Regions from separate parts of the Homo sapiens genome. Here region 1 is linked to region 2. Evidence: chromatin contacts called from ENCODE Hi-C or POLR2A ChIA-PET data. All regions are on one chromosome and are shown on one strand. The core of a region is the stretch at or near the end of the contact, and the rest is flanking DNA. Distances in the headings are between cores, read along the strand shown. Region 1 overlaps ELF4 (E74 like ETS transcription factor 4). Region 2 holds the start of STK26 (serine/threonine kinase 26).

Region 1 (5,387 bases), core at 2,124-4,623, 1.9 Mb before region 2:
TGCCTGCTTGGCACTGGCTGCCCCTCCCAAATGCGCCCTTCTGCCACTGGCCAATCCCCAGGCCAGCAAAAGCAAAGGACAGTACTTCAGGCACAAGAGCAGTACTCCAGCATCCCTTTCACAGAAGGGAGGGGTGCCAGAAAGGATGAGGTGGGAAGACAGCCTACCAGGGCCTGGCCAGACAGGGAGGGCAGCCTCGGCTCCAGAAGTCATCGAGAGCTCCTGGGGTTCCTCCTTCTCTCTCACCGGCACGATTAAAACCTCTCCTCAAGTTAGAAGGCCAGGTGCGGTGGTACACACCTGTAATCCCAGCACTTTGGGAGGCCGAGGCAGGTGGATTGCTTGAGCTCAGGAGTTCGAGACCAGCCTGGGCAACATGGCAAAACCCTGTCTCTACTAAAAAAAAAAATACAAAAATTAGCCAGACGTGGTGGCACACGCCTGTAGTCCCAGCTACTCAGGAGGCTGAGGTGGGAGGATCGCTTGAGCCTGGGAGGTGGGGGCCCCAGTGAGCTGAGATCGCACCACTGCACTTCAGCCAGGGCAACAAGAGTGAGACCTCAGCTCAAAAAAAAAAAAAAAAAAAAAAAAAAAACACCTCTCCTTGAGTCAGAGTCCCAGGATATCAAAGTTATAAGAGACCTGAAAGATCATTGCATCCATCCCTCTTATCATCCAACTTCTGCTACCATAGGAGAGGAAGTGACTTGCTCAAGGTGACACAGCTAGTTGCACTGTGACTCCCAAGTGACTCTTCTTCCTTGCCTCCTTCCTTGCTCATTGTCTCCTGGCATCCTCAAAAAAGCAACCCTTTCCTCTGGCAAGAACACACAGCAGTCAAAGATTCAGGGCTGGCCAATAACAATGAAGCCACGGCTGGGCGTGGTGGCTCATGCTTGTTATCCCAGCACTCTGGGAGGCCAAGGCGGGCAGGTCACTTGAGGTCAGGAGTTCGAGATCAGCCTGGCCAACATGGTGAAACTCTGTCTCTACTAAAAAATACAAAAAAATTGTCTGGACGTGGTGACTCATGCCTGTAATCCCAGCACTTTGGGAGGCCGAGGCAAGCAGATCACCTGAGGTCAGGAGTTCAAGACCAGCCTGGCCAACATGGTGAAACCCCATCTCTACTAAAAATACAAAAATTAGGGCCAGGCGTGGTGGCTCACGTCTGTAATCCTAGCACTTTGGGAGGCCGAGGCAGGCGGATGATGAGGTCAGGAGTTCAAGACCAGCCTGGCCAATATGGTGAAGCCTTGTCTATAATAAAAAATACAAAAATTAGCCAGGTGTGGTGGCGCCCTCCTGTAGTCCCAGCTACTCAGGAGGCTGAAGCAGGAGAATTGCTTGAACCCGGGAGATGGAGGTTGCAGTGAGCCAAGATCACGCCACTGCACTCCAGCCTGGGCGACAGAGCAAGACTCTGTCTCAAAAAAAAAAAAGAAGAAGAAGAAGAAGAAGCCACACACATGCAGGGCACATTGAACCTTCACAGTGCCTTCCCCACCTCCACAGTGCCTTCCCCACCTCCACCTCCGTGCCTGTGTTCACACTGTCCCCCAGGCCTGACAGGCCCTTCTTCAACTTCTGCAAGCCCAATGCCCACAAGTCCTTCAAGATCTGAAGCAAATGTCACCTTCTTTTCAAAGCCTTCCCTGCTTCCTCCCCACCTGGCACACTCTCTCCTCCTCCTCATGACACCTTAGCTTTACTTCTTAGACCAAAGCAGGGGTTCATAAACTATGGCTCATGTGCCAAACCCAGCCCTGCGGTCCATTTTTAGACGGCCCATGAGCTAAGAATGGGTTTTACATTTTTTAATGATTGGGAAAAATCAAAAGAAAAATATTTCCTGACATATAGTGATTTTTTAATATATGTATTTTTTGAGACTGGGTTTTGATCTGTCACCCAGGTTGGAGTGCAGTGGCACAATCATGGCTCACTGTAACCTCTGTCTCCTAGGCTCAAGTAATCCTCCCGCCTCAGCCTCCCAAGTAGCTGGAACTACACGTGCACGCCACCGTGCCCGGCTAACTTTTTGTATTTTTTGTTGAGACAGGGTTTTGCCATGTTGTCCAGGTTGGTCTCAAATAAACTGGCTCAACCAATTCTTTGTAGGAAAGGTTTGCTGAATGCTGGACTAAAGGCTTCAGTGTGAATAAATTCACCAAGTTCATTTCTTTTTTAAAATTTATTTTAGGCCAGACACAGTGGCTCACTCCTATAATCCCTGTACTTTGGGAGGCCGAGGCGGGTGGATTACCTAAGGTCAGGAGTTTGAGACCAGCCTGGCCAACATGATGAAACCCCGTCTCTACTAAAAATACAAAAAATTAGTTGGGCATGGTTGTGGGCGCCTGTAATCCCAGCTACTCAGGAGGCTGAGGCAGGAGAATCGCTTGAACCCGGGAGGCAGAGGTGCAGTGAGCCGACATCGTGCCACTGCACTCCAGCCTGGGCAACAAGAGTGAAACTCCATCTCAAAAAAATATATATTTTTTCAAATTTGTATTTATTTATTTTTCAGAGATGGGGTCTTGCTATATTGCCCAGGCTGGTCTCCAAGTCCTGGCCTCAAGCCATCCTCACACCTCCACCTCCCAAAGTGCTGGGATTACAGGCGTGAGCCACCACACCCACCCCATCATGTTGATTTCTGAGAAGAATGTCACAGAGCACTTGGGGATGGAGGTGCCTGCAGGGAGGTGTGGGATGCCAAATACAACTCAGCAGATTCTCATCAGAAAGAAGGTCCTGGGCTGGGGTTAGGAGACGTGAGTTCTGCCCATGATGTGACCTCGAGCAGGTCACTTCTGCTTTGTGTGCCTCGGTTACCTCATCTGCACAATGAGGGGGTTGGACTGGGTGACCTAAGGGCCTGTCTAGCCCTATGACTTAGACAGGCAGTGATCAACTGCATTACCATCTCCCACAGTTCTTAGCAGGCATGGTCCTGATCATTTACCCTCAGAACAAAAGCTTACAGAAGGGTCCTCTGCCCAGCTGTGGTTTTCCGCTGCCCCCATGGGCCTCCCTCACTCCACACTCACCTGCCCTGCCCCACCCTTCCCGTCTGCTGACCTTTCTGCCCTCCTCTCGGAATTCCTCTCCTTGCAAAATGAAGATGGCCTCCTCTGAAAGAGCCCTCCCCTCCCTCCAGTCCGGTGGGCTAAAAGCCTCCACTTTTTTGGGAGGGAGACAGGGAAAGGACTCTCACCTCTCCCCAGCCTCCCAGGGCCCACAGCAGACAGGCAGTGGAGTAGGAGATAGGGCCAGCTCTCACCGCACCCCTGCTCTGCCAGCGGAAACAGCCCTTCTCTGCCACTTCCTGTCCCAGGGGTTTCAGCAGTTTCCCCTTCGGGGCCTGCTGGCCCTCCCAGCCCCGCCCCTGCCTCACACAGGTCAGGGAGTGCAGAGAGGGAAGGGCCCTGCGTGGTGAGTGGGGAGGATCCCTCACAGGAAGGCTGAGGAGACAGCTGTCTACACAAGGGGACGCCCCAGTGGCAGGTCTACCAGACTGCTTTGGGCTAGGAGCAGGTACAAGCGGATGCAGTACCTGGGAGGGAGATTGGGGCTCTCTTGCTACCACAAACCCTCTCCACAAACCCTCTCCTACTACCAGATGAGTAGAAATGACTTTATCACTTTACCTAGCTGTCACCTTGAGGGGTGGAGTGAGCCTGGCCTTAGAGGACTGGATAAAAAACTGGAATATAAATGCTGAGGTCAATGTCCAGGAAGGACTAGCCCAGGGTGGCTTCGAATGGAGGGACAGGTTTAATGAAGCAAGAGGATGAGAGGTTAGTTCACTGGGGCAGATGACATTGAAATCAATGTCACTTCGTAATTTTGCAGGGGCCTTGTCCCTAGCACCAATGGACACAGGCGACAACGGAGGGCAAAGTACAGTTGTCCCCTGGCATACTTGGGGATTGGTTCCAGGACCACCTGGGAATACCAAAATCCATGCACACTCAAGTCCCGCAGTTGGCCTGTGGAGCCCACAAATCCAAAAAGGTGGCCCTCCCTGTACTCAGGTTTCGAATCTTGAGAATACTGTTAAAAAAAAAAAAAATCCACATATAGGCCGGGTGTGATGGCTCATGCCTATAATTCCAGCATTTTGGGCCAAGGCAGGCAGATCACCTGAGGTCAGGAGTTCGAGACCAGCCTGGCCAACATGATGGCGTGGTGGCAGGCACTCTGTCCCCCAGGTTGGAGTGCAGTGGTGAGCCTATAATCCCAGCTACTTGGGAGGCTGAGGCAGGAGAATTGCTTGAACCCAGGAGGCGGAGGTTGCAGTGAGCCAAGATCGCGCCATTGCACTCCAGCCTGGGTGACAGAGCAAAACTCTGTCTCAGAAAAAAAAAAAAAAAATCCACATATAAAGTGGATCCGTGTGGTTTAAACCCATGTTGTTCAAGGGTCAACTGTATTATATCACATATGGGTCAAGGGTAGAGGCATTTTCTGGGTGATGTAGCAGGAAACTCTCACATTCCATGGTGGCTGATGACTTGGTGTGGTGACTTCCACTCTTAAGTACCTCCCAGGTGCTGTTGCAAGGTGGGGTTCCTAGCCGTAGGGCTGTGTGCCTGTGAGGTTATTGTGCAGGCAGGTGACCCACTCAGTGAGACCCTCCCAAGGCCATGGGTCAGAACAGCTGTAAGCAGCCTGAGGCTTTGGACCTCTCTGCCCAGTTGCCAGTCCTCCTGGGGACAGGCCAGAACTATGTGATGCTGGCTCTAGAAGCCTTGCTGCCTGGTTCGGGGGCCTCGTGGTGGATGGACACAATCACCTTGGCTTCCCCGTAGTGATATTGTTCCCTGAGGTTCAAGCAGCTGTGCAAGAAGCTAAGGGGATTCCTACAAATGATGGTTCTGGATGGGCCTGCAAAAAAAATGGCTGAGAAGGTGATCTTGATACCTCTCTCAGCTCGGGGCCATATTCTTGTATCTTTGGCCAAGAACCCTGCCCAGCCAGGCCTCCTGTCATGAGAGCAGGGGCCGGGCGTGGTGGCTCACACCTGTAATCCCAACACTTTGGGAGGACGAGGTGGGTGAATCACTTGAGGTCAGGAGTTCAAGACCAGCCTGGCCAACATGGAGGCACCCCGTCTCTACTAAAAATACAAAAATTGGCCGGGTGTGGTGGCTCACGCCTGTAATCTCAGACTTTGGAGGCCAAGGTGGGCGGATCATGAGGTCAGGTGGGCGGATCATGAGGTCAGGAGTTCGAGACCAGCCTGGTCAATATGGTGAAACTCCATCTCTACTGAAAATACAAATATTAGCCAGGCGTGGTGGTGCAAGCCTGTAGTCCCAGCTACTCGGGAGGCTGAGGCAGAAGAATCACTTGAACCCAGGAGGCAGAGGTTGCAGTGA
Region 2 (4,946 bases), core at 665-3,164:
GTAAGAGAGGCTGGATCTCTGCCCTCAAGGACCTAATATGGGCACACAAAACAAATGAAATATATGAAATAAGAAGAAAGAACTACAGTGTGAGCGCTGCTCACATTGGAGGAGTTTGAAGGAGGGCTTGGAGCAACTAGGAAGGGTCAATGGAGGTGAGATTTGAGACAGGTCTTAAATGATGGAGCTTGATTCAGACCCTTGCGACTTAAAAGTGTGATCTAAACATCATCACCATGTGAGAGCTTGTTAGCATTGCAGAATCTTGGGCCCAGTCCAGACATGGGAGATAAAAATCTGCGCTTTTGAGGGAGCAAAAGAACCCTCGGATTTCTATGGACATTAAAAGTTTAGGTGGCACTGCAGGTTTCCGGTCAGGCTGGCAATGTTGTGAGCTGGGTTGGTGGGAAATCGAGACTAGATTGGAGCCTAACATTAGGTTAGAAATAGTGAAGGGCTGGACTTGGGGAACTAGGAGTAAGGAAAATGCAATTGTACCTTTTATCATCATTAAACACAAACAGAAACCATAGAGAAAGTAGTAAGTTTATCACCAGTCAGAGGGACCTGCGTCTGAATTCCCAGCTGTACCACTTCTTAATTGCGTGACATTTCGGTCAAATTATTTAACCTGGTTGAGCCTTTTTCTTCATCTGTAAAATGAGGGGAAATCAATAAGACTCCAGAAGGCCCTTGTACAGGTTCAGTAAGGTATTAATAACACATAGAAAGCACTTAGCAGTCCCTGGCACAATGAAAATAATATCCATTAATAATAACGATATTGATAAGAATTATATACTATTCTCTGAAAAAGATTTAAAAGGAAGAAGAGAAACTATCTTTTACCACTAGAGGCCCCCCACCGTGTGGTGCGTAGAGACCCATAACAAATTTCAAGGTAAGGAACTTCATCTTCATTTTAAACTGGCACTCGACTATTACTTTTTTAAAAAGTAATTAACCCCTTACGTGTTCCCAAAGGTGCCTTCATAATGAAATTCCTGTTACTATTATTACCAGTGTTACTGTCGCTACTGTTAGAGTACTCTCAAAAGAGCCTGTCTCCCTCTCCTGGAGTAGAACTTAAAATGGGGCGGAGGCAGGGAGTTACCAAAACCACTGCAGTGTATGCTGATTTCAATAACCTGTACTGCTAACGATCCAATCTCATTTCCCAAGCCTCTACTATCCTCATTAATTTTTCTGCCGATGTACCATCTGTTTTCCAATTTCCCTCTGCCTTACACGTGCAGAACTTGTGGTAGAGAGAAGCCCTAGTTTGGCCGTTCTGCAAGGGATAGCCCAGGAGGTAGGGGGAACCTTAAGTTGAAGTCACCTGAAGCATGTTTGGGGTCAGGGAACTCGGAAAGCAAGAGTGTGGCCACAGATCTGCCCAGAGGCGCGACCCCCAGCTGAGGAGACCAGATGGCGGGAAAAAGCGGGGGTCCACCGACTCCGCGGCTATCTGTAATCCTACCCTTGGCCAGGCCGGGGAGCCAAGAAAGACTTCCAACACTCCCCAAGTTTCAGCTCAAGTCGTCTCCGAGGCTGCGTGTGCCCCAGCCTCGCACGCCTCCCTGCAACGTGGCCGCATCTGGGGCGCCCTCATACCCTCAGGGTTTCCCAAACTCTTCCATTCTCTTCCCAGGCCCAGCCATGTCCCAGGTCTCCGGGTCCCCGGGTTCTCCTCTCCGCGTGCCGGGAGAGTCTCCAGCTTCTCAGACTCCAGCAACCCCAGCCAAACCTCTTCGCTGCCTGGAGCCTTGGCTCCCGCGACACCGCCCGGCTGCGGGGCGGGGGCAGGGCCAACGGCGGAACCGCCCCCAACCGCCTCCCAGGCCAGGCGAGCAGGCGGGTGGCTGGGGCGCCTCCACCTCCTCTTCCTAAAGCGGCGAGGCGCAGAGGAGCGGCATCACTCGAGCCCAGGTCCCAGCCACCACCACTCACAGCGCTCGGCGTTCAGGAAGAGGAGCAGCAGCGGAGGCGGCTGCTTCAGCGGCGGGCGGGCGCCAGAAAGGTAGACTGAGTCCCAGGGAGCTGCGCCGCTAACAGCCCACCTCCTAGCCCCGGGCTACGCGCCGCCAGCCCAGTAACCCCACTTTTGTGTGTCCTCCCAGGCCCCGATCGAAAAGCCTGGGAGGGCCGCCGAACTACCCCCGGAGGGAGGAGCCAGTCCGAACCCAAGGCGCCACCGCCGCAGAAGCGGAGCGAGGCAGCATTCGCCTCCATGGCCCACTCGCCGGTGGCTGTCCAAGTGCCTGGGATGCAGGTGAGGAAGCGCAGGCCGCCCCCGCCGCCCACGTGACTGCTTGGGAGCCCGGTGCGCCCTCGGTGCTGGGCACCGGCGACAAGGGACGGCCCCAGGGCTCCCCTGAGGGCAGGGCCGGTCACTATGGCCAGGTGACCTGGGAGTAGGGCTGGAGGTGTTTCCTGGTGTGTAGGCTAGGTAGTGCTCTTCGCTGGGAAGGCGAGGCGGGACTGGAGCGCGCAACTAGGTGGAGATTGAGGGCGGTTGGGGGTATAAAAATAGGCCAGAGCCACAGACACCTGCGCCTGCTGAGCTTGGCACGGTTGGGGATGGGGGGGCGGAACTTAACCTGGGAGAGATGGAAGTGCCTTGGAATTTGTGGGGTATAACGCGAGTAGTGAGTGCCCTACACCCCCCACCCCAAACACACACTCAAGTTGGGGCGGGGCAACACCAGGGGTGGCGGCGGCGGCGGCTTGAATTGGGCTCTTCCTGTGTGCGTAGGGCTAAGAGAGAGGTGACCTCTTTCTCCCTTTCGGTACTGCTGCTTAAGGGCAAAGTTGTAGCTTGCTCCCCGACCTAGCCCAGCCCATAGTGTGGCGTGAGAAATGCTGGTTCTGTTCAGAGTCACTGAGGTGATGACTTCTCAGCCCCCTCCGTGCCTTTCCCACAAGATGACTGTTACATGTGGTTAAAGGAAGCTTTTTGTCTTGGACAAGGGACTACTGCATGGGACCCAACTTGTTACTCGAAGTCTACCCAGCCCAACCCCCTCCCATTATATTTTCATTTTATTAAAGATAAGCTATGTCAGAAAACTTTTTATGCTGTTATGTTTTTAAATCGGTGCATTTTAGGCTATCTGCTAAGTGTTATCCAAATTTACTAACTTTTTAAAGCATTCATGTTCTATTTTTTTTTCCTTTGCTAGATGGCCTAAACAACCCATTTAGGGGCTAAAACCACTGAAGCCTCAGTCTTTCATGATCTAAAATGTGAAAACAAACTTTTTTGAAGTTCAAAAATAAAATGTTTATAGTAAATAGCTTATATTTCTAGTAGAAATCAAAGAGCTGTAGACTGGGGCCTCAATTTACTTATTGATACATGGAGTTTTTTTTTTTTTTTCAGTGTTCTCATTTTATGAATGTCCACAAAAGTGATTTTTAAATTCTTTCCCAAAATGGGATTTATTTGTGCACCTAGAACTCTTGGTGTGTCCTAAACACCAGACATTTCAGCTGCATTTAGGGCAAGTCTGGGTTGAGTCTCAGGAAGTTAGTGTATATTAAATAAAGAGAGAGAGAGAAAGGGAAATAGGAAATAGTAGGGCTTAAAAAAAAAGATTAATCCACTCAAGCCTTGCAAAATGCCTTAAACTTTCTTCCTCTCAGGCGGCCTCCCCTCTCCTTCCCTCCTTCTTTTCCCCACGCACCCTGCCCCACACCCCATTCATTCAGTTCTGCCTTTGATTGTATCAAGGGAATTCATAGTTCACAATACTAAGTACAGTTTTGCTGTTTGATCTGGGAAAAAGTGACATTTTCTCACCGTGCTCTTCTTTCCATTCTGTGGAGAGTAAAACGATGCACATGTGAAGTTTGTCTCTGAGGGTCTCCATGCTTCTCGCTCCATTGTGTGCGCGAGCCTGCGTGTGTGCGTCAGCAGAGTGAGTGCCTCCAGTTCATCAAGTTTGTGATTCTGGGGAACTCTGTGTGCTGAGGGGAAAATGGTTTCTGATTTTTATTTTATTTGTCTTGAACTTATTGAATTTATATGGTTTAGGAACTGCTTGCTGTTCAGTATTTCTGATTGCTCCCTGCTTTTAATTATCTGAGTTGCCTATCTCTTGAATTTTTAAATCTTAATTAATGTGGATTCGAATGTGAATCATATACTTTAAATTACAAATTCTGCCTTTCACTCTGTGCCCTCTGAGTTGTGATTACTTTGTCCCACCTAATTTGAGTAGGGCAAACATCTCAACGTTAGCAAAGAAGAGAGGAATCTTTTTTTTTTTTTTTTTTGGTCATTCTCTTCATCTTAATGAAATGGTAAATTCTTAACTTCTTATTTCCATTTTATTTCTAATGTAGTTCTTAAGCACTTTGTGCAGCACACAGTTTTTTCCATAGTTGAAAATGTACAATACCTTAATAATAAATTTGATAGCATGCAGTGTGACTCTTGAAGCTAGACTATTTTTATTATTGTTATGTAGCAAAATATTGCAGATGAGATGCAGAAATCTATCGTGAGCTTGTAAAATTCTCCTAGAGTTTTATGAAGGCGTTAGGAGCAACTTTTAGACCTTTAGAAAACTTCAGTTAGCCATGTGTTCTTGAAATTACTGTATAGTGTTTCCACAAATCAGGGTGAGGTAGCCGACCAGCCTATAACTTTTTAACAGTTTATTTTAGAGAATTATGAAGATTGATGGGAAAAATGATTTTTCCAGAAATACAAAGAAAATTACTTTATCCACAATTATTTTCTCCCTCTGAGGAGAGACGTGAAGTAGAAGCCCAGCTACCTGTTCTATCACTTAAGATTTCCAGCATTCCTGACTTTCAAACAAAGAAATTGCTGTTGCCACTAGTTTAAAATAGAAAAGAAACTTGGAGTGAAGAAAGAAAACCCAGGATTTCGTCCAGTTCAAACTCTTCCTTATGAATTAGTTATTCAAACTCATATT

What was found. Hi-C counts contacts between places; a loop is a spot of excess contacts on that map. ChIA-PET counts read pairs that join two places held with the same protein, here RNA polymerase II (POLR2A). Pooled maps may share reads with other maps.
Region 1: a map with no recorded cell type shows a loop between it and region 2 (11-fold over the local background). The contact joins the enhancer-like site here to the promoter of STK26 in region 2. A Hi-C loop is called at or near these places in 3 of 37 single-sample maps with no recorded cell type and 10 of 50 pooled maps. POLR2A ChIA-PET finds 5 or more read pairs at or near these places in 1 of 52 experiments (activated CD4-positive, alpha-beta T cell).

What each region holds. Positions count from the first base shown.
Region 1 is chrX:130,088,943-130,094,329 of GRCh38, forward strand. The region is part of intron 1 of ELF4 (E74 like ETS transcription factor 4); the gene reads right to left. Among named protein-coding and RNA genes, the nearest start is that of ELF4, 19 kb to the right of the region's middle. RefSeq lists a silencer at 2,743-2,792. Within about 2 kb of position 3,374, at least 18 of the 41 ENCODE cell types and tissues checked have a DNase peak (open chromatin) inside an H3K27ac peak, as active enhancers do.
Region 2 is chrX:132,021,388-132,026,333 of GRCh38, forward strand. STK26 (serine/threonine kinase 26) reads left to right here and starts at 1,915. Exons shown (of 12, transcript NM_016542.4): 1 at 1,915-2,020; 2 at 2,121-2,272. The coding sequence starts at 2,231. RefSeq lists enhancers at 1,463-2,009, 1,497-1,546, 1,997-2,156, 2,010-2,557, 2,527-2,596 and a silencer at 1,707-1,956.